Regions from separate parts of the Mus musculus genome. Here region 1 is linked to region 2. The links are chromatin loops, found by intact Hi-C in ENCODE. Cell type or tissue: gastrocnemius. All regions are shown on one strand. Each heading gives the region's core, and the rest is flanking DNA. Links, peaks and the distances in the headings are about the cores only.

Region 1 (8,170 bases), core at 1,657-6,656, 110 kb after region 2:
TACACATCCTACACTGTGCTGTGTCAGCACTTACACATCCTACACTGTGTTCTGTGTGTGCACTGACACATCCTACACTGTGCTGTGTGTGTGCACTTACACATCCTACACTGTGCTCTCTGTGTGTGCACTTACACATCCTACACTGTGCTCTGTGTGTACACTTACACATCCTACACTGTGCTCTGTGTGTGCACTTACACATCCTACACTGTGCTCTGTGTGCACACACATCCTACACAGTGCTCTGTGTGTGCACTTACACATCCTACACTGTGCTGTGTCAGTACTTACACATCCTACACTGTGCTCTGTGTGTGCACTTACACATCCTACACTGTGCTCTGTGTGCACTTACACATCCTACACTGTGCTCTGTGTGTGCACACACATCCTACACTGTGCTCTGTGTGTACACTTACACATCCTATACTGTGCTGTGTCAGCACTTACACATCCTACACTGTGTTCTGTGTGTGCACTGACACATCCTACACTGTGCTGTGTGTGTGCACTTACACATCCTACACTGTGCTCTCTGTGTGTGCACTTACACATCCTACATTGTGCTCTGTGTGTACACTTACACATCCTACACTGTGCTCTGTGTCAGCACTTACACATCCTACACTGTGCTGGTCAGCACTTACACATCCTACACTGTGCTCTGTGTGTGCACTTACACATCCTACACTGTGCTCTGTGTGTGCACTTACACATCCTACACTGTGCTCTGTGTGTGCACTTACACATCCTACACTGTGCTCTGTGTCAGCACTTACACATCCTACACTGTGCTCTGTGTGTGCACTTACACATCCTACACTGTGTTCTGTGTGTGCAGTGACACATCCTACACTGTGCTCTGTGTGTGCACTTACACATCCTACACTGTGCTGTGTCAGTACTTACACATCCTACACTGTGCTCTGTGTGTGCACTTACACATCCTACACTGTGCTCTGTGTCAGCACTTACACATCCTACACTGTGCTCGGTGTGTGCACTTACACATCCTACACTGTGCTCTGTGTGCACACACATCCTACACTGTGCTCTGTGTGCACACACATCCTACACTGTGCTCTGTGTCAGCACTTACACATCCTACACTGTGCTCGGTGTGTGCACTTACACATCCTACACTGTGCTCTGTGTGCACACACATCCTACACTGTGCTCTGTGTGCACACACATCCTACACTGTGCTCTGTGTCAGCACTTACACATCCTACACTGTGCTCTGTGTGTGCACTTACACATTCTACACTGTGCTCTGTGTCAGCACTTACACATCCTACACTGTGCTCTGTGTGTGCACTTACACATCCTACACTGTGCTCTGTGTGCACACACATCCTACACTATGCTGTGTGTGTGCACTTACACATCCTACACTGTGCTCTGTGTGCACGCTTACACATCCTACACTGTGCTCTTTGTCAGCACTTACACATCCTACACTGTGCTCTGTGTGCACACACATCCTACACTGTGCTGTGTGTGTGCACTTACACATCCTACACTGTGCTCTGTGTGCACGCTTACACATCCTACACTGTGCTCCTTGTCAGCACTTACACATCCTATACTGTGCTTGTGTGTGCACTTACACATCCTACACTGTGCTATAACTCTACGAGCCACTTCGCCCAGTAAAAGAGTAGTACTGTCCACTGTGCCACCTCTCCAGTCTGCCGCAGGTCCCTTTTAAGCTTTTTAAATGTTTGAGTGGAGACAAGTTTAACTTTTGAAACGTAACTAGAATAGCATCACAAGTTTGTCACACAGCATATGTTATTTGCACCATACAGAGTGTCTGGTAAGTTTTAATCGAAGACTTTACCTGTCCACTTCGTACGATGGATGGGGGAATGGAGAAGTAGTAACCGGCCCTGGCGCCTTCCATGGCTACCGATGGCCGACCGTCAAATGCATGCAGCAGAACCTGTTTTGCACCTCTCAAATCAAACACAAATCACAGTTCCATTTTGTCTCCTAACAAAGAGCTTCCCATTAGTCTAATTAAACAGAAATCTGAATTATAAGCAAATATTTATGATGATGCCAAGATCATATTCCATTGCTTCTAAAGTTTCAATAAACAGTTAATGTTCAGCCAGGAGAAAAATAAGTTTTTTAATCTTCAGAATAAAATAGTTGAATAACGCCAGGCGTGGTGGCACACGCCTTTAATCCCAGCACTTGGGAGGCAGAGGCAGGCGGATTTCTGAGTTCGAGGCCAGCCTGGTCTACAGAGCGAGTTCCAGGACAGCCAGGGCTACACAGAGAAACTCTGTCTCAAACAAACAAACAAACAAACAAGTAGTTGAATAACATTGAAATGCAGTTTTTAAAGCAATCATCTAAACTATCTCTACCACTAGGTCTTTTTCATGTCTGTCAGCTGTCAAAGTACCATTCCTAAGAATGGTAAGAAAAGGGTTTCAGGCAAACCCTTCAATTTTCCTAAGGAAATGCTAGTAGAGAAAAAAAAAGGATTCACAAATTAAACAGGCCGAGGCTCATAAAACCAACCCCTAATCTCCGCCCCCTTGCCTTGTATGTGTGTGTGTGTGTGTGTGTGTGTGTGACTGAGGACCAAACCCAGGCCCTTCCCCATACTGGGGCCATCCCTCACCACTGAGGTTCATCTTTCACACTAACTCCAGCTCTTACATGGTAGTTGTTCAGCCGCCATAAATCAAGTGTTCAGTGACTCCAGAGGGCTCAGCGCTGACAAACCCATCACTGCCACACCTCTAACTGCAGGGAGAGGGCTCAGCACTGACAAACCTATCACTGCCACACCTCTAACTGCAGGGAGTTCCATTATTTCACCATCTGAGTTTCAAGTCATGTGAATATTCATGATGATCATAATTTTGTTGTAAAATTGATTTAGTAGGCTACAACCAAACAATGTGGGGTTTTGTATACACACAACTGTAGACTAACACACCTGTACATGTACATGTACTGCATCTTATACATCTGATAGGACTTTTTAATGCATATAGGAGTCTAAAAATAAGGTGCATTTCTTATTGGTGATTGCACTTTAACCTTTGGAAAAGAACTGTGTTCCGGTTAGAGAAACCAGAGCAAGTGAGCATGCTCTTTGCACACGATGGCCACATCTGCACAGTAATGCTGCTTTGTTATTTAGTTATCATTTTCATATATTAACTCATGGTATATATGTGTTTGTACAAGTACTATGTGCCACAGTAGAGGTCAGAGGACACCTCCCCAGAGATCTGGGTACTGAACTCTGGTCATCAGGTTTGTGGGCAAGCCCCTCTACTATCTGGCCCCAAAGCAACAGACAGAGAACAAGCCGACCACGAGCAATGAGTCCTTCTTGCCTTATTTTCCCTTGTTGGAGCCAGGGGCTGGAGAGATGGCTGTGCGTTAAAAGTACCCGCTGCTCTTGCAGAGGACCTGGTTGAGTTCCCAGAACCCACATGGCAGCTCACAGCTGTCTATAACTCTAGTTACAGAGGGCCTGATGCCCTATTTGGGCCTCTTAGGACACCTGGCACAGATGCAGTAAATGTGCATATATGCAGGCAAAACACTCAAATACACAAAATTAAAATGAATAAATAAATCTTAAAAGATAAATAGAAATTGAAACTTCAAATTTTCATTTGCTCCAGTCAAGCCGGACGGACACATAATTGCACAAAACGACCTTGTAAGTGCTAGCCTGGCCCACAAGCTCATCCTGGTGGGCTCTCCTCCACTCTCCATGCAGCCCTTGTCTTTCAGGGATCAAAGGGAGACACACTTGCTCCTTAGGCCCTCCACTGGAGCGTTAGGGATAGAAGTATAAGTACCTTGTTCACGTAAGAGGCTGATGGTGGGTCTTCCAGCTGAGCGTGAGTGCACATTTCTGTTTAACAACAGCAAAATTCCTTTGTTGTATTAAAATAATTCAAGAGGTCAGAGAGATGAGTCAGCTACTCTTGCCACCAAGGATCGGGCTTGTCCCTGGCACCCACATGGCAGCAGCTGGTTAACAACTTTAACTCCAGTTCCAGGGGGTACCACGACCTCTCCTGGCTCCCACAGGCATTACACAAACATAGTCCACAGACACGCATGCAGGCAAACACACACACACTCAGAAAGAATGAATTTTAAAAAATAACCGAGAGAAAAAGAGAGAGAGAACTCATTTCAAGAGGACCAACTGCTAAGGAATTTGCTGTGTAGTTATGAGTAGAAAGATAGTTCACCCACAGAGGCACATTTAGCCTTTTGGCCAGTTGCACTTGTCTGATTAGGACTTGTCTTTGTTCTTCCTTCTCCTCATCAGTGCCTGCATATCTGGGGGTGAAGTCTAGCCCCACCTGCAACAGGAAGACAAAGGAGAATCACATGTCTTGTGCCATGAGCCCAAAGAGACCATGAGTCAGCACACCGACCTCAGACATCATTACACAGCAGCCACGTCAGAGTGTTAGCCAAGTAGATAAAGTAACACAATAACATAGTTGAAGTTGACGTCTAAGTTGTTTTACATTCCTCTTGTGGGGTTCTACAGTGTTAACATTCACTGTGTATGCCACGCATCTCAGCTTGGTGTAGCAGCCCTGCATGCATTCAGAAGTCAGGCGGGCTCACTGCACTGAGAGCAATGCAGATTACAGAAGACCACTCTCACTGCTGCTACCTGGTGGGTACTCTATGCACTCCAGTCACAATGCATCTTCTTATCTTTTATGTTTAATAGGAAGAGGTACTTTTCTACTGTGATAAAGTTCTCTAGCATTATTAATAATTCAAGTGACAAGGTCTTTAATCACACACTCAAGACTAAAGTATGCCTTTATGTTACTTATGAAGTTGGGTTTTTTTTTTTCAATTTTAAAAACTACATTTACTAGGTGGAGGGTTACACATGGAGGCCATAGTGCACACATGCAAGACAGAGGACAACATTCAGGAGTCAGTTCTTCCTTCCCGCTGTGTAGAGCAGGCTTGGTAGCAAGTGCTTTCTGCTGAACCATTTCATGGCCCTCCCTCTACAGGGTGTCTTAGTTTCTCAGAGCAATGGCCACACTTAAGCAAAAGCTGCGTTTTTGGAAGTATTACTATATCATCGTTGTAAATAGAAAATGCATTCCATCACCATTAAAGCAAGCCTAGAGGAGCGCTTTCTATTACTCCATTCCCAGGTGGTCTTGCTTACCACACAAGTATCAAGTTATTAGCAGGCTGAACGCAGTGGTGAACATAACAATTCAAGTCCGTTATAATCACTAGTGCTGAACTAAGGACTATTACACATGTCCCATGGAGGTCTGAATTAGACGTCATGTGATCATCAAATGGGTTTACCTCTCCGATTGCCAACAAGCGATCCTTGTACTTCTCAATAATAGGCAAAGCTACATCCAAATCCTGCAAGGAAAATAAAATGTGAATTTGTAAATGCCGAGTGGGAATGCTGGCTCCTCGGCTGGCATAGGCAAGGCCCTACGCCATACTGGCACCTCACACACCTGAATCTTCTACCCAACCTGTCTGTAGGAATTATCTCCTCCATCAAACCGGCAGCTCTAACTAGACATCTCAGAAGGAACATCCACACGAGTTCTGAGTTCTGGTTACCGGGCTGTGAGGATCCCACTTCCACAGGCCCCTCTGCTTAGGAGGAGACATGTCCTCAAAGGTCTGATCTGGAGTTCCGTGGCTGTCATGCACATGACTGTCTCCTCCTTGGCATCGGTTTGTCAGTTTACAATAGCAGCAGACCCATTTCCCCTTTGTTCTCTTTGCCTTGATTTGTCTTCATGATCCTGCTTGGTCGATCTTCATAAGAGTTCAACAATATAAGCAATGCATTTCACATATGAGCTCATCTGGGAACTGCCGTAGTGGTGGGCTGCTAGTTTAAGTGATATTACCTTATGCATTTAAGAGAATTTGGCCTGTGGTGTCTTTCTAAGGTGAAGATTTAGAAATTGCTTGTAGATAAGATGTTAAAGATTTGTTTATTGTTAGCTGGGTAGTGGTGGCCTTTAATCCCAGTACTCAGGAGGCAGAGGTAGGCAGATCTTTTTGAGTTCAAGGCCAGCCTGGTCTACAGAGTGAGTTCCAGGACATCCAGGGCTACATTGTTTATTGTATGTGTATATGATATGTGTGCTTCAGTGAGTTCCATGTGTCATGCGTGTGAAGGTGCCTGAGGAGGTCAGAGGGCAGCACAACTAGGTATCTCAGGTAGTTGTCACCCTGATGTGGGTGTTGGGAGTCCAACCTTTGAACCCCACAAGGGTGGTGCGTGCCTACCACTGAGCCATCTCCTCTGCTCCCTGTGGAATATTTTAAACCATTTGGTGGATTATTTTCAGAATACATAAACTGTAAAGTTCTTCCATGGAAGAAAATCAGAATAAGAGAGAACCACGGAAAGGAGGGAACCAGATGAGAGAGGAAAAGGAGATTAATGTTTATGGAGAGAGGGAGGCAAGGCTGAGGGGGAAGTAACGGAAGTCCTTAGAGAAATACAGAAGACTTACGGACAATTCACACTGGCCCAGGAGCTGCAGGTGTAGGAGCCCCAGTGGAGAAGCTGTCTGGCAACAGCTGAGGAAGTTATCAGACAAGGCCTCTTACCCACAAGAGGGAGCAATAGCTCGAGTACAGAGTGTGAGTCAGAAAGGGGCTGGAAGTTAAGGATGAAGATTGGATGCAGAGACTTGCACCTCCCAGAGTGTGTTCTAGTTATGAGAGAATAAACAAAACTTGTGGGGAGGCCATTCAAACATCTGATGAAAGAACTAGAGTTTTCTGCCAAGTCAGGTGATAAACAGAAACTGACACTATAATCTGAGTCACATTACTTATTTAATGCATACCAATGCATTCATATGTTTTAAAAACTTGTCTTTATTATTTTAAATTGTGTGTATGCAGGTGCCCTCAGAGGCCAGAGGCACTGGGTCTCCTGGAGGTGGACTTGCAGGTGGAGGGTGGTGGGAATCGAACTTGAGTCCCCTGCAAAAGTCGTATGAATTCTTAACCACTGAGCCATCTCCCTGGCCTCTGGACTTTTAATGTTTTAACTGGGGATTTAACCTAGGATATGGTAGGCAAGCACTCTTCCACCGAGCCCATCTCTCTCTCTGTGATTCTTAGCTAAAGCAATCTCACTTTGAGACAAGGTCTCCCACTGGGACCTGCGGCTTATAGGGTGACTGGCCAGTGAGCTCTGAGGACCCTCCTGTCACCACCTCCACAGCTCTGAGATTAGTAGTGTGCGCCAACACCCATGGTTATCTTACATGTGGTCTACGACCACACTCAGGGCCTCACACTTGCGCAGCAAGCACTCTGTCGACAGAGCACCTCCCCAGCCCTCCCATCACTTTGGGGGTAGGGGGTGGTGGATAAAGCAGTATGACATGGTTAAAATATATGGAGGGAGCAAAACCAAAATTCCACCATATCATTCCTTGTCATACAAGCTCAGCCTGATCGAAGGCCCCGTTTCTTTGTTTCCGGTCATTAACTAAGAATACAAACCAGAAGCTGGGTTTTAGTGGCACAGGCTGCCATTCTAACAACTGCGGAAGTGGAAATGGGAGGATCATGAGTTCAAGCCCTGCCTGAGCATGAGTTGAAGGCCAGCTTGGACGATTCAGTGAGTGGCAGAATGTTCGCCTGGCATGGCTGAGGGCCTAGGCCCAGCCCCCAGCCCTCCCATCTCCACAGCCCAGGACGAGAACTTAGAAAGCACTGTGGAGTGATGACAGAGCCAGTTGCACTGGTTAGGCCTCTTATTCTATAGGATGTTTACCTTTAATGTCACGCTTCTTGGTTTTTCTGGTGAAAGCTCTTGAACTGGGTGAACTCCCAGACATGGCAGGACGAATCCATTATACCTACAAATGTAGAAAGTTAAGAAAACAACCTTAGGTCCGGAGACCACAGTGTCCCTAAAGAACAGGAAGGAAACGCCCTGCCTTTAGGGCTGACATGATTTTCTTCCTCCTCCTCCCTCCTTTTTTAAAATTTCTTTTGAGACAAAAGTCTTACTATGTAGCCCTATTTGGCTTGGAATGAAGTTTGTAGACCAGACTGGTCTCAAACTCACAGGGATCCTCCTGCCTCTCTCTGTCTCCAGAGAGTCCAATTAAAGGTGTGTGCTATCATG
Region 2 (8,170 bases), core at 1,651-6,650:
TTAGAATCTCAAGAGAAATGTGTTTGACATAGTCTCTCTTTTAAAATTCATTCCTCGTAGGTTATCATTGTGAATATAAAATGAAAACAGGAAGGAAGCCCGACGGCTGTGCCATCTGCTTCAAACATTCCAGGTTCTCGCTCTTATCTGTGAACCCAGTGGAGTTCTGCCGCCGCGACATTCCTCTGCTGGACAGGGACAACATTGGATTGGTTTTACTCCTGCAGCCCAAGATCCCACGCGCTGCCTCTCCATCCATCTGCATAGCTAACACACATCTGCTCTATAATCCACGGCGCGGTGACATTAAGCTGACCCAGCTGGCAATGCTGCTAGCTGAGATTGCCAATGTGACCCATCGCAAAGATGGCAGCTCCTGTCCTATTGTCATGTGTGGTGACTTTAATTCTGTTCCTGGTTCTCCACTCTATAGTTTCATAAAGGAAGGAAAATTAAATTATGAAGGTCTTGCAATTGGAAAGGTAAGTGCCTGATTCATCTGTGTTAGGAAGCCAGCTTCGGCAGCTCTGCCTGTCAGGATGAGGGGATGGTCATCAATAGAGTGAAGATGGCCATCGCGAGACTGAAAACACCAGGCATCTCATACCTCGCCACACTAACAGATGATGATCCCCACAATTATGAGCAAGTGGCCTTATTCACTTGGTTTGATTTTGTCTTTTCACTTACAAAAGCTTTCTGTCTAAAGGAATTAGCGGGTAGAAAGAGAAGTTTGAAGACAAGGATAACTTGAAGGCCCCCTTCACACGGGGTAGGAGGAGTTCCGAATGCTGGACGGGGACAGTACAGTAATTTAATATTCATTATATAAGTTACCCTTTACATAGTACTGAGTTCTCCTCGTGCAGTGCTACATGCTTTTGGTTGTCAGCTTAGAGTTATGTTTCTCAGGCTCTGAATGACATCTCCATGCTTCCTCTGCCTGTTTTAGATCATTTGGTTTTCAGTATGTTTAACCAAAAGAAGTCCTCCACCAACAGAATTTTCAGTGATCGTTTTAAATTTGATTTTAGAGCCCAGCATCTGACACAACAGAAACTGTATTACAGACAGCATGAGGAGTTAGAAAGCACTAGTGGGGAGCAGTAGACATGTAGATGGTCACATAAGGAAACACGCGTGGAAAGCCTGCATCTCTCTGTAATGACTCGTGCGTTCTGAACTGTCGGCACGGGAGTGAAGGGCCTGCTTGTCGTTTCTGATTACCTCCATGAAAAACATAAACATTTTAGTGCATAAATAGTTAAAGTCTGTTCACTTAAGATGCCTGTTGAAATTCTGTGCAGGTATCTGGCCAGGAACAGTCTTCACGGGGACAAAGAATTTTATCTATTCCAATTTGGCCCCCAAACCTAGGCATCTCTCAGAACTGTGTTTATGAGGCACAGCAGGTTCCCAAAGTAGAAAAAACAGGTGAGTGTGGGGGACATTTTGGCAGTCTGCTGGGTAATGTTCTTCCCTTTGAAGTCATCAAGCTAACATGTGAAACTTAGTATCTCCGGCATTGAGTATCATGTACACAGACAGAAATAGCTTCTGGCTTCTGCTCATCCTTTTTTTTTTTTTTTTTTTTTTTTGATATGCTCCCAATTTCCTTTTTAAGAGTTAAATTTTTGGGACTTGAGAGATGGCTCACAGGCCCTGAACTCAGTTCCCAGCACCCACACAACCTTCTGTAATGATGGGATCAATGCCCTCTTCTGGTGTGTGTCTGAAGACAGCAATGGTGTACTCACATACATAAAATAAATCTTTAAAAAAAAAAAAAGTTAAGTTCCAACGTTATCTGTGCATGAGTGACTTGCATGTGGCCTTAGAATTGTTTGCACTTCCCCCTGATTCTGTAGGCCATCAAGATATAGATACAGGATCAAACATTTAACCCGACTTCTAAACTAGACATGAGTCGGAAGGACTCGAGAGAAAGCTATGCTCCGGCAAACTAGAACAGAATCTATGCACATTGGATTGATATGATTCCCTCTGCTCTTTCAGACAGTGATGTGACTCAAGCACAGCAGGAGAAAGCGGAGGTCCCAGTGTCAGCTGACAAGTGAGTTCCAGCTTCCCACATGTGAAATTATGAACATGCACCACCTTTTATATTTAGTAATGCTATAAATATAAGTCCTTAGACATAGTAAGGAGTTACCTGTGGTTATTGATTTAGCTTACAAAAATCAAGGGCCATATTTTTTTTTTTTATTTAATTTAGCAGAGATCCAGATGGTCCCGAGTAGCCTTGCACACACTGACCACTGAAAGCATCCTTCAAAACACAACCAAAGTCAGGCAGCGGGGGCTCACCCCTTTAATCCCAGCACTAAGGAGGCTGAAGCAGGTAGATCTCCCAAGTTTGAGGCCAGCCTGGTTACAGAGTGAGTCCCAGGACAGCCAGGGCTACATGGAGAAACCCTGTCTCAAGAAATACAACCAAGAAGTGCACGCTGTGGCTCATTATGTAAATGGAGGCTCTCACAGGTATAATTTTAAGATCTGATTTAGCATATTGATACTTTTTACCCCATGGGCTTTAGACGTCATTTGCTTACAGTCACTGCATCGGTAAAGGAGCTCTCACTTGGAATATGGTTTATTTCAGTGAAACTCCTCTAGCTGGATGTGATCATAACATTGTGGTCATTGAGGCAGAAGTATCATGAAAAGGGGGACAGCCTGGGCTATGTAGTGATATTGAGGTTAGCCTGATCTATATAAACTTTCAGAAAACCCAGGCATAGTGGCTTATACTTATACCAGTACTCAAGCAACTGAGACAAGAATTGCCGCAGATTTGAGGCCATCCTACGCTATAGAGTAAGTTCCAGTCCACCTGGGCTATAATGTAAGACCTTGTCTGAAAGAGAAAATCAAAAGCATCCTAGTCTTTGAGAATGGAGTAAAAGGTAATTTTTCTATGAAATCTTTTCCTTTTGCTTTAGAGTGTCCTCGCATCTACAGCACGGTTTCAGCTTGTCATCTGTCTATTCCCATTATGTTCCTGACACTGGAGTTCCAGAGGTGACCACCTGCCATTCCCGAAGTGCCATAACTGTTGATTATATTTTCTACACTGCAAAGAAGGAGAACACTGCTCAGGGGCCAGGTAAAGAGTGTGTGGAAACACGATGCTAGAACGCACAGGGCCTTTGCTGAGTGCAGCAGCAAGGCAGAGGGCTAGCTGTAGGGGTTGATGGATGAACTGGCTGGCTGGATGAATGTGACTGACTGCACAGAGCTTAACAGCCTACAGAGAACAAGGCAGTAATGAACCCCAACACAAACTCCCACAGAACTGCAGCCTTAGTTTGGCCCTTCAGTGCCAGTTGGAGTATAAGTCCTAGGCCGCCATCCACTCTTCATCATACATCCTGCCTCCCCATGGCAGCCACTGAGTAAGATGGTGAAGAACCACAGTTCTAGGATGGCTTCCAGCAGATCAGAGCTGCTGCCCACAGCAGACACTGGGCGTGCTGACCCTGGGGCTGCTCTCAGAAACAGAAGTGGGCAGTACATTCCTTGTTACAGCTCAAGAAGTCAGGTTGTATAAGCCAGCTGAGGGTTTAAAACAGGAAGCATTGAGATACTGGAAACCTAATATGTGGAATCTGTAGTGTCAGGTTGTTTCACTAAACCGACTACCCAGTGTGCCCTGCCCTCAGTTTAGACAGTAAGGTCTGGAAGTTGCCATGCCTACAGAATTCACTAGGTGGCAGGAGTACGCTACGGATCAGCAGCTCCAGTCTCCCTAAAGCATGTCACATTTCACTTGGGTGGAAAATGACTGGGCTCAAACCACACCATCTTACCCTGCAGCCCCTGCCAGGCTTCGCTCTGTGCATCAGAGTGGGCTGCTTTTCAGTCTCAGATTATTAACAATTTTATGTTACATTGTGTAGACTGTATTCATTGAAATAGAAAAAGTATCTGGCATAAATAACATGAAGCTACTGTTTAAGGATTATTAGTAACAGCTTTATAAAACTATACTCTAAAACCTTTCATATTAGTTTTCCGGTGGGCTTCGGGGTTCTGTTTCAGTGTTTTGTTTTTTAAAAAACTTTTAATTTGTTTAATGAGTTTGACTAAATGTGTGCTTCTTTAGGAGCTGAAGTTGCTTTGGTTGGTGGCTTGAAACTTCTAGCTAGACTGTCACTTCTAACAGAGCAAGACTTGTGGACTGTGAACGGCCTTCCCAATGAGCACAACTCCTCAGATCACCTGCCTTTGCTGGCCAAGTTCAGGCTTGAGCTCTGACTGCTGCTCATTCACGGGACTTCCTGTCTGTATTCTTTTCGAAGGATGTAAAAATTTTAAGTATTTGTATGCTGTTCACTTTTTGTGATGTGGGGTTCTGAATTTCTGTTATATGCTTGAAACAGATTGGAAGAAACAAATTTACAACTTTTTTTTAAATGAAATATTTTCCTGACAACTGATGTTTAAAGAACTTTATGGTAAATGACTTCTAAGTCCTGTTAAAGTTGACAGCATTTTTAAAATGTAGTTCATCTTGGCCCTGAAGATAGGAAGTCAGTGCTTTTTAGTTCATCCGGTGGTCCTGCCCGGACCTGCAAAGCTCAGCATGCTGCCTTTTCTGGAGACCCAGTTTCATTGGGAGAAGCCTGTGCGTGTTCTTAGAAATCACTGGGTCACTCACTCCTCCACAGGGTCCAAGCTTCTGAAGAGGCTTGACAATGTGTATGCTGTAGAGAACATTGGCCCATGTCACTGCTGCCCTGAGCTGTGGGATGTGCCTACATTTTGTAGTGGAAATAGTTGAGAAGTATAGATCACTCTCATACGATACGGTGGTGCACACCTTTAATCTTATTAGCATTTGGCTGATGGCAGCAGGTAGCTGTGTAAAGCCAGCTTTAGCAACACAACAAGTGTGAGGGCAGCCTGGGCTACATGAAACCCTATCTTAAGACAAAAAAAAAAAAAAAAAAAAAAAAAAAAGGTCAAGTCCTTTATATATGTCCACTCCTGCCTGGAAAAGGTTGCCATAAGGAAAGTAGATGAGCCAGGTGCATCCACAAACACCCTTAATCCCAGCATCTGGGAGACAGAGGCAGGAGGATCACTGTGTCCCAGGCTGACTAGAACTACACACAAGGCCCTGTGTCTCAAAGACCAGCAAAAGGTGGCAGACTCCAGGTTGTCCCTCTGTCTCCTGTACTTGTCTTTCTGTTTAACGATGGTGAAAGGCCCTTGGGTCAGGAGTGACATTTCGTTGAGCCGGTTTTGTATAAATGTATTAGAGAAGTGGTCTTTGGAAGGAAGCGAGAGCTCCGCAGCTGTTTATCATTTGCCTCTAACATGCAGGAGTCATCATGGGAGCTGTCACTTAGACCCGGTAGGGAGCCTCGCTGACTGTTGACTGTACAGTTGAGTTTGGTACCGTGGTACAGCAGGGTGCCATGGCGCTTGCACTGTTCTCTGCAGCCTCACAGCAGCCTGACCAGCCAGTAGCTTGCCCTGTACAAGTGTCCAGTAGTAAAATTCTAAATGTAAGTAGAAATTTCTCTGCTTTTTAAAATAGTAGACTCAGATTACAGGCATTTTTACTAAGTCATTACTGTGCAGTAATAAATGTTCTCTACAGTGAGTTTTATTAATAGAATGTTTTATATTAGACAATAAATCTTTGCAATTTAAATTTTTACTCATTTATTCCAGTTGTTTTATGTGTAGTAGACTACTGCCTCAGAGGTGTGCAGGCTAAGAAGTGCCCAGTGAGCACCAAGCAAGCCGACCCTGCTTTCCATGTAGAGTATGAATCCAATGCTGAGATGGCCCATAGTTTGCAGTAAGCCTCTCTGGGTGCTAAGGTCCTGGTTGGAGACATAATCAATCATTATCGAATTACAGTGGTGATTGTCTTCTTAATATGGAGGATGGCTTGAGGGGATTTGTACAGACATCATTGTAGGCAAACTAACATTCATAAAAACCTTTGTAAAGTTTTTATATCCTGATGAAGATAATGTGAAATTAGGCCTATTTCATGTATAGCACTTGGATACAGTTAACTTATAAATTGCTGATAGCTTATTGTTAATCTATGGCCACACAAGACTTCTCACAAGCTTTTAAAGCTCCAATAAAAATACCTATTTTCTCTACTGTTGTGGACAGAGAAGTTGGCAACTCCTCTGGGCCTTGAGTTTACCTGCCAAGCACAGTTTGATCTGACTACATAAGTCAGATCCTTCACAGGTTAAAGTGTGAACTACCTTGTGCCTGGTGTGTGTGTGTGTGTGTGTGTGTGTGTGTGTGTGTGTGTGTGCGTGCTTGCACATGTGTGTCTGGCTGGAAGCTGGTGTGTGTGTGTGTGTGTGTGTGTGTGTGTGTGTGTGTGTGTGTGTGTGCTTGCACATGTGTGTCTGTGTGTGTGTGTGTGTGTGTGTGTGTGTGTGTGTGTGTGCTTGCACATGTGTGTCTGGAAGCCAGAGGTGAGCCCTCTGGAGCCATTCACCTTTCATTTTTAAGACAGGTTCTCTCACTGGCCTAGAACATGCCAAAGTAGGGTAAGCTGGCAGGCCAGCAAGGCTCAGAGATTGTCCTGGGCTTGAAATCGTGTCTTTCAGGATTGAGTATCTGCTAGTTTTTAATCTTTTGTTTAAAAAAAAAAAGTTATAAGGCATAGAGTCCTTTGTACCTGTAAGCTGTAATACATTACTATAATAGTTCCACATTTGTTGGGCTTTGTGGTAAGTGTGCTGAGCTGCAGACGCTGGCCTGTCACCTCCCTCAGCTCTTTCATTACCTTTCAGTCATTATCAGAATGAGGCTAAGAGGCAAGTGATTGATGTACACGAAAATAGAGTAATATTTAACAAAGTCTGGAAGAGGAAACATAGTGGTCAATATGTTGAGTGGGACAAACAGAAACAAAACAAACATCGTGAAGTCCTTCAGTTTCCAGAACGGTTTTATTACAGTTCCATGCTGTGTGGACACATGATGAGAGAGAGTCGTCGAGCCTGAAGCATGCACTTGTGGTGTTCTGTAGAATACCATCAAGTCTTCACATACTTAGAAAAATACCCACCAAAACAATTATGGTTCTTCAGAAAGATTTTTTAAAAATGTATTGGCCAGATCAAAGTCTAAGAGAATAAACAAGAATCTGAAGTGTATGTCAAAAAAACTGTACAAGGTTGTACATAAAAGTCTAGCCTAGGAAAGCCTTGTATAGTGAGCTGGAGGGCTGCAAAGGCTTCCCTTTGCTTACCCATGTCTGCTGAGGACATCCATGAAACAGCTGACTCAAGGAAAGGGGTGTGCTCACGGCTCCCACGTGTGCAGAAAACACCCAGGCCACCTCTCACAACCAATAGCAGTCAGCTTGAAACTTGTCAGCTCAGGGCATCTTGTCATGGTGCATAGGATAATTGTTCCTGTCAAGTCAGTTTTCATCTTCATCACAGCCAGGCTGAAAGGTCAGTCTGAGAGGTCAGACGTGCTGCATTCATTTTTGCCGCCTTTTTATCCCAATAAACTATTGCATTAGAATGTAGGTGTTTCGGGGCTTCCTTCTGGTTTTTTGGGAGTTAGTTTAACTACAGGCAGTAAAATTGAGTGACAAAGACAAACATTTTTAGATGTTTCTGTGACTAACTCTGCCTTGAAAAATGAACCTAAAAATCAGAAAGTAGTTGTGGGAGAGATTACAAGGGCAGTGTCACAGCCAGCTGCTCTTCTTTCCCTTGCCACACAACAAGGTTGTCCCGCTGTTTGGCGCTCTGTTCCTGGGAGCTGTCCTTGAACACAGGCAGTTGCAGGCACTTTGCCCGGTGGCTTTAGTTTAACAGATTGCTCCTTGGAACATTTAAATGCACACTGCCCTGAGGCTGACAACAGGTAGCAGCTCGTGAGGACATGTGGAGGCCCCATAACTCACTTTGAACTCCAGTCATAGGATTCTTGAAGAAAGCCATTGAGTTCAGAATTTGAAGTTTACACTCGGTTTTAGTTTCCGGGTCCTGACCGCTAAAGGACACTAAGCTTTTCCAAGAAAACGACTTTTCATTAATAATACTGGTTTAAGGGTGGAGTGAGGTTTTGCCCTCCATATGGCCCTAGGTTTCCTGGCAAAGACTCCATAAGCAGACGGTTGACTTGGAGCTCTGCCGCAGTCACA

The links. A loop is a pair of places that touch in the nucleus more often than their neighbours do. Peaks named below come from ENCODE experiments on the same cell type or tissue, not always from the same donor. Only the 100,000 strongest peaks of a DNase experiment are listed, where the experiment ranks them.
Region 1: it touches region 2 in a loop (2.7-fold over the local background); 9 of 42 quality-filtered maps call a loop at or near these places.

Annotation. Positions count from the first base shown.
Region 1 is chr1:191,051,014-191,059,183 of GRCm38, forward strand. It overlaps Tatdn3 (TatD DNase domain containing 3), which reads right to left. Exons shown (of 10, transcript NM_001357166.1): 4 at 7,814-7,898; 5 at 5,350-5,412; 6 at 4,249-4,358; 7 at 3,843-3,898; 8 at 1,847-1,959. Among named protein-coding and RNA genes, the nearest start is that of Tatdn3, 7.8 kb to the right of the region's middle. In gastrocnemius, for the core only: a CTCF peak has its summit at 4,063; a DNase peak (open chromatin) is centred at 4,037; H3K27ac peaks cover 681 bases.
Region 2 is chr1:190,940,814-190,948,983 of GRCm38, forward strand. Angel2 (angel homolog 2) reads left to right here. Exons shown (of 9, transcript NM_021421.4): 5 at 61-482; 6 at 1,308-1,434; 7 at 2,017-2,074; 8 at 2,964-3,127; 9 at 4,127-5,678. The coding sequence ends at 4,278. It overlaps Vash2 (vasohibin 2), which reads right to left. Exons shown (of 8, transcript NM_144879.2): 8 at 6,833-8,170. Among named protein-coding and RNA genes, the nearest start is that of Angel2, 16 kb to the left of the region's middle. In gastrocnemius, for the core only: a CTCF peak has its summit at 3,721 (motif pointing right); a DNase peak (open chromatin) is centred at 3,741.